Linked DNA regions of Mus musculus: region 2 is linked to region 1. The links are chromatin loops, found by intact Hi-C in ENCODE. Cell type or tissue: heart. All regions are shown on one strand. Each heading gives the region's core, and the rest is flanking DNA. Links, peaks and the distances in the headings are about the cores only.

Region 1 (2,953 bases), core at 154-2,653:
TCCAGGATTAAATAAAGTCAACCACAGGTCAAAAGGCAGAGCAAGTGACCAGTTGACAGGAAGCAAACAGAGGATTATTAAGAAAAAAACCTTAGAGAGTGAGAGGGAGACAGGATGGATACAGAGTTGCTCAGGAGAAGGGAGAGATGTTCAGTTTGAAGAAGGTTTTTTTTTTTTTTTTTTTTTTTTTGAAAGGGGCATTGCTTCTGGGACAGGGTGTCATCTGCTGAGGAGGATGGTCAGCTGGGTGCCATCTCTGCCTCTGAGCCAGCAGGGCTTTCACCCCAGCATCTGTCTCTCGAGTCTTCCTTGGTAAAATCAAATGATGAGATTTTGTTTAAAACTAACAAGGGAGAAAGTGAGAGGGAGAAAGAGGGAGAGAGAGAGAGGGAGAGAGAGAGGGAGAGAGAGAGACAACAGCTGGGAAAATGGCTTGGTAAAGCCCTGACCATGGTGAGGAGCTAAGCTTGATTCCCAGTCCACACACAAGGTCAAACAAAACTAAACAGGTAAAGGCCTCCTCCTGCAATTCTCAGCTGGTTTCTATTCATAAGTACTGCAGCAATCACCTCCTCCCCCAACCCCAGGTCTAGGTAAAGTACATGCAATGACCTTCTTGGCTTTAGAGTGTGTCTGTAGGTGTCTCACTACGGTGGATAAGATGAAGACATGGCTCAGTGACATGGCTCAGCCCACCATGCCTGCCTCCTGCTTCACTCACAATTCTCTCTCGTCTCCCTGGCCTGTGACGCCACCCGTGAGCAGCATCTCTGGCCTTCCAAATATTCTGATTCCCTCTCTGTCATCTGGTCAGTGTAGCCCTGGCTGGTCTTGAACTCTCGGCCTTCCAGTCTCTGAGAGCTGTGGTTACAGGTATGCAGCACAATGCCTGGTTGCTCCCCATCCGCCCCTGCCACCGTGCACACATCTGTGGGTTGGCCATGGCTTGAACTGGATGTCTCCCTCGATGGCTTGCCACCTTATCCTCTGAGATCAGAGTCTCTCATTGAACCTGGAGTCGCTGAGTAAGTTCAACTAGCTGGCCATTGACCCCTGGGACCTTCCTGCTCCTGTCACCATAGTGCTGTGGTTACAGTCCCCACTCTGACACACTGCCACACCCAGACCTTCATTATTGTTTCTGTGTAGCCCTGATTGTCCTAGAACTTGCTGTGTAGATCAGGCTGGCCTTGAACTCAGAGATACTCCTGCCTCTGCGCGCTGAGTGCTGGGATTTAAGGTTCATGCCATCACCACCCAGCTGGTTTTTGTTTTTGCTCTTGTTTTTTCTTTTAATTACTCTTGCAAAAGAATATTATTATTGCCGGGCGTGGTGGCGCACGCCTTTAATCCCAGCACTCTGGAGGCAGAGGCAGGTGGATTTCTGAGTTCGAGGCTAGCCTGGTCTACAAAGTGAGTTCCAGGACAGCCAGGGCTATACAGAGAAACAGTCTCAAACCACCCCCCCAAGAATATTATTATTATTATTACTATTATTACTTTAATTTTGGGCTAGGGAGATGGCTCAGTGGTAAAGAGCTCTTGTTGCTCTTGCAGAAGACCTGAGGTCAATTCCCCGCACCCACGTGGTGGCTCACAACCATCTGTAATTCCTGTCCCAGAGGATTCTGGCTTCCAATGTGACTGCCATCATGTCCCCTGCAAGCGCAGTACAAGCTCTTAGCCACTGAGCCCTCTTTCCAGGACTCCACCCCCCATTTTTGAGGCAGAGTCCGTGACCTTGAGCTCCAGATTCTTCTGCTTCCACTGTCCAAGCGCTGGATTATAAGGGCTTTCTCTTTTGTCTTTTAAATGGCTTAAATAGGCCCTGTGCAGTCTTGGGGTCCTTTGTATAGCAGGAATAATAAGGCATGGGTGGTTGCAGTGGAAAAATCCTGATGCACGTTATTTAATTAAAAGCATTAACTTCCTCTGGCATTCAAGGCTGGAGGCACCCAGGAGAATGAGTTTTGTAAACACAAGGCCAGCCCTAACGCTCGCTCTCCCTAAGGCGCCTGACCAGGGACAAGTGAAGGAGTGTCACAATCGGCCTCCCAGTCTGGAGGAAGAATCATAAATGCCTCTTTCCCTCTGGACTGCCCAGCTCATCGCACCCCGCTAAGCAAGGTTGCTCACTGAAGTTTCAGAACAAACACAGTCTCCAAGACAGTCGGACTTAGAAACACAGACGTCAGTCCACCGTGGGACCCTACGCACAGCCCTGCGCATATGTGCACAGCCCACAGGTTTGGTAGTCGCTGGGAACGAACAGCATCCAGATGAGCGAAGAGTGTGAGCCTCCCCTGTCAGAGTCCCAGGAACAAGGGTGGTGAGGGAGCTACTGTAGAGGGGCCATTGGCATCTGGGAGGCCTGGGCAGGGGACCAGGTGACCAGGCCTGACAGGGGCGAGTGGCCTGACAGAGTCTGCATTGTTCTCCAAGTCAGGCTTCCTCTCAAATGCTGCCTCAGTGAGCTAAACAGAAGTATCTGAATGGAAGAGGTCCTTCACTTTGATTCTTCTTTGTCCCTGTTTCTGCTGTCTCCCTCCCTCCCTCCCTCCCTCCCTCCCTCCCTCCCTCCCTCCCTCGAGTGTGTGTGTGTGTGTGTGTGTGTGTGTGTGTGCTCAGTGAGCACGCACACACACCTGAGCATTGCCAGTTCCTTAGGGACTATACCCCCTTGCAACCTTTTTTAAAATTTTGAGACAGAATCTCTTATTTGGAATTCACCACACGGGTGGTCAGTGAGCTCCAAGGAGCCCCGAGCTTCGTCTCCCTAGTGCGAGGATTGTAGCATGTGCTGCTACCTGTTTTCTGTTTGTTTGTTTGGTTGGTTTTTGTTTTGCTTTGTTTTAATGTAGCTTCTGAACTCAGCTCTTCACTGACTGATTTGTCCCCTAAGCTCTGCGTTTCCCTCTTTGTTTTGTTTTCACTGTTTGAATTCCAGCATCAT
Region 2 (2,953 bases), core at 246-2,745, 420 kb before region 1:
TGATGTCCCTCCCACCAGCTGACCGTGACAGAAGGCAGCTCAGCCCAGAATGCAGTAATGAGCATGTCAGCCAGCAATTTACATTGATTTCAATTACATGGGAGGGGAGGTCTGAAGCCGGCTGCTCAGGCCTGGAAAATACTAGCTGTGAGAGAGACTGTGGTGTGGTGAGTGGGTGGAGCAAGGAGGAGGACATGCCACACACAAGAGAGGAGGCTTGGGGTGATCCCATGACCCTCCCTTCCCAACAGGATGGTGGCTGCACTCAGGGGGTGGCACCTGCACTCAGGGGTGGCACCTGCACCACTCACTCACCTGGTAGTGGGCCCAGCAGGCCTCCCAGATACGCAGGGCCTCGGCCTCAGGAAACTCTCGCTTGAAGCAGAGCAGGAGCCATCGGTGGCAGAAGAGCATCTGGAGGCCGTCCTCACCCAGGGACACCAGGTGTTGGTAGAAGCGCTGGTGTGTCAGCCGCAGCAGCTCCCGCAGGTACAGCTTGGGGTGGGAGAGTGGAGCGGGTGTTACCCAGGCTCTGGGCGAGCCTGCCTACCAGGGCTAGAAAGACTACTACTCAGAATGCCTTCAACTCCAAAGCTCACACAGGAAGTCTGTGTCTGCCAGACACATCAGCCAGCCACTATGTCTGCCTACTACTGGACCTCCTGACATACACACACACACACACACACACACACACACACACCAGTATGCACACGAGCACGTGCATGCATGTGTGTGATACTGAGTGTCTTCTGTTTACCTTATTTTGTTTTTTCTTTTAAAGACTTTCTGTATTATTTTAAAATTTGAACCAATTTATTTTGTGTGTTTATGAGTGATCTCCCTGCCTGTTTGCACACCACAGCAGTGCCTAATGTTAAAGGAGGCCAGAAGAGGAGGTTGGACCCCCTGGAGCCACCATATGGGTCCCGGGATCCAAATCCAGCCCTCAGCAAGAGTGGTCAGTGCTCTTAACCACGGAGCTGTCTCTCCAGCCCTCATTTTATTATTTTAAATTATGTGTGTAGTGTGTGCACAGACAGGACTTTAGGTAGCCAGGGAGACCAGAGGAGTTAGATCTCTCTGAAACTGGGGTTACAGGCAACCATGAGCTGCCTGGTGTAGGTGCTAAGAATCAAACCCAGGTCCTCTGCAAGAGCAGTATATGATATTAACCTCCGGGCCAGCCTGAGATGGAGTCAGTCACTCACTGAACCTAGGACTTGGCAATTAGCTCTGCTGGCTGAGCAGCTCTAAGGATCTACCTGTGTGAACTTCCCCAGGGCACACCCAGCACGTTACCTAGGTTCTAAGGATCTAGGCTCGGGTCCATAATGCTTGTACAACAGACACTTTGCTGTCTGAGTCACCCCCAGCCTCCACCACTGGAACCTCGCTCACACCTGTCTTCTAGTTCATCTTAGATTTAAAGATATTCTAGAAGGAGACCATGGCATAGCCCTCGGCACAGTATGATCTCCAGGGTGGTCAAGGAGGCTGACTCAGTGTGAAGTCATCCCCCAGCCTCAGCAGACCCCCAGGGGCTGTTTCTAATGTGTGCCCGACCAGGCAGGGTGAGTTCCTTCCATCCCACCACGGTTCAGCAACTCCCAGAGTTGATTAAGGGAGAGTTCATGTCTGAGTTTCAAGACCCTGGATTCCTGCATGTCGGGTCACCAGGTTGCATGGGACTTGACGACAGAGGCTATTTCTGGTAGCACCCGGTGGGGGCTGCCGACTTCACTGACGCCACCAGAAAACCAGCCTCCAGCAGCTAATGAGTCACTGGCCATGTGCCGCCAGGCTCCAGAGTGATGGCGTCAGACCCTGTAATTGCCTCCCTGGGTACCGTGGAAACCTGACATCACAGGCGTGTGCGTTGCAGCAGGGACCTGGTGCCTGGTTAGGGTCAGTGCTGCTGAGCACAGCTGGGCCTCAGGCTCTGCACCTCTCCAAAGCAGGCACACTGTTGTTCCCTGGAGCTGTGTGGCTCTGGAGTCTAGAAGTCCTTCCTGACGGGCCAGGATGTCCAGCCTGTGGCCCACGGAAGGTCAAGGCCACGGTATGGCTGACAGCTCTTTGATGGATGTCCAATCTGCACAATTGCCAGGATGCTCCGTTCCTCCTGCAGCCAGCTGCTTCTCCCTCATACCTTTGCTGTGGTCAGCCCTCTGTTCCCAGTGGCTGATCTATGGGGCATGCTTTTGGCCCTCCCTCGGCTCTGCCCTCACTGTATAAGACCACTGATCACGATTATCCAAAACCCTCTGTTTAGCTGAGTCTCCAATGTCTGAGGTCTGACCCATATGCCATAGACACAGCCATGGGAGGGGGCACCTGGGACTCACTCCTGTCTCTAGGGTCCAGTGCCTTCTGTTCATACCTTCATTGTGTCAGCTTTTCTATTTCCAGACCAGGCCATCTGCAGGAGTGAGGGCAGACTACCTACATCCAGGACCTGGAAGTGGGCAGGGGCTTGACACAAATGCAGGTGTGTTGCAGTGACAAGATCTAGTCCCGGTCACCTGGTGCTGCCTGGTTTGTGTACAGCTGATCTCTGTGGGGGAGGACTTGTGGCCAGGGTCAGCTGAGCCTCCCAAAAACGTCAGCCTTTGTGGGTGGAGATGTGAGACTTACCTGCTGGATGTCCCACTGCACACAGCTACCCTGACTGCCTGTATTGGGCTCTGCTAGTCACTCAAACCTGAACCAGGTAGCATGGACCTCTCCTCTCCTTGGTCTATCGAGGAGGCCGGATTAATGGCCCTGCAGGAAGCCACCAGAGTAGGACCTTGAACAATTGTCCTCTGGTGTTTCAGGAGAAATGGATTAGAGGCTGACTGAGACCCAAACGTACATCTCCTGTAGGTGACTAGCTGGCCCTTCCCAGAAGGCCTATGTCCTGTGTCAGCAGAGATTCTGGATTTCTGCTGACCTCTTGACCCCCCCCCCC

What was found. Peaks named below come from ENCODE experiments on the same cell type or tissue, not always from the same donor. Only the 100,000 strongest peaks of a DNase experiment are listed, where the experiment ranks them.
Region 2: it touches region 1 in a loop (12-fold over the local background); 1 of 42 quality-filtered maps calls a loop at or near these places.

The regions. Positions count from the first base shown.
Region 1 is chr11:119,570,802-119,573,754 of GRCm38, forward strand. No RefSeq gene overlaps it. Among named protein-coding and RNA genes, the nearest start is that of Gm11762, 24 kb to the left of the region's middle. In heart, for the core only: no CTCF peak of the experiment used is centred there; no DNase peak of the experiment used is centred there.
Region 2 is chr11:119,150,713-119,153,665 of GRCm38, forward strand. Tbc1d16 (TBC1 domain family, member 16) reads right to left here. Exons shown (of 12, transcript NM_172443.3): 10 at 316-495. Among named protein-coding and RNA genes, the nearest start is that of Mir6934, 1.9 kb to the right of the region's middle. In heart, for the core only: no CTCF peak of the experiment used is centred there; no DNase peak of the experiment used is centred there; H3K27ac peaks cover 1,963 bases.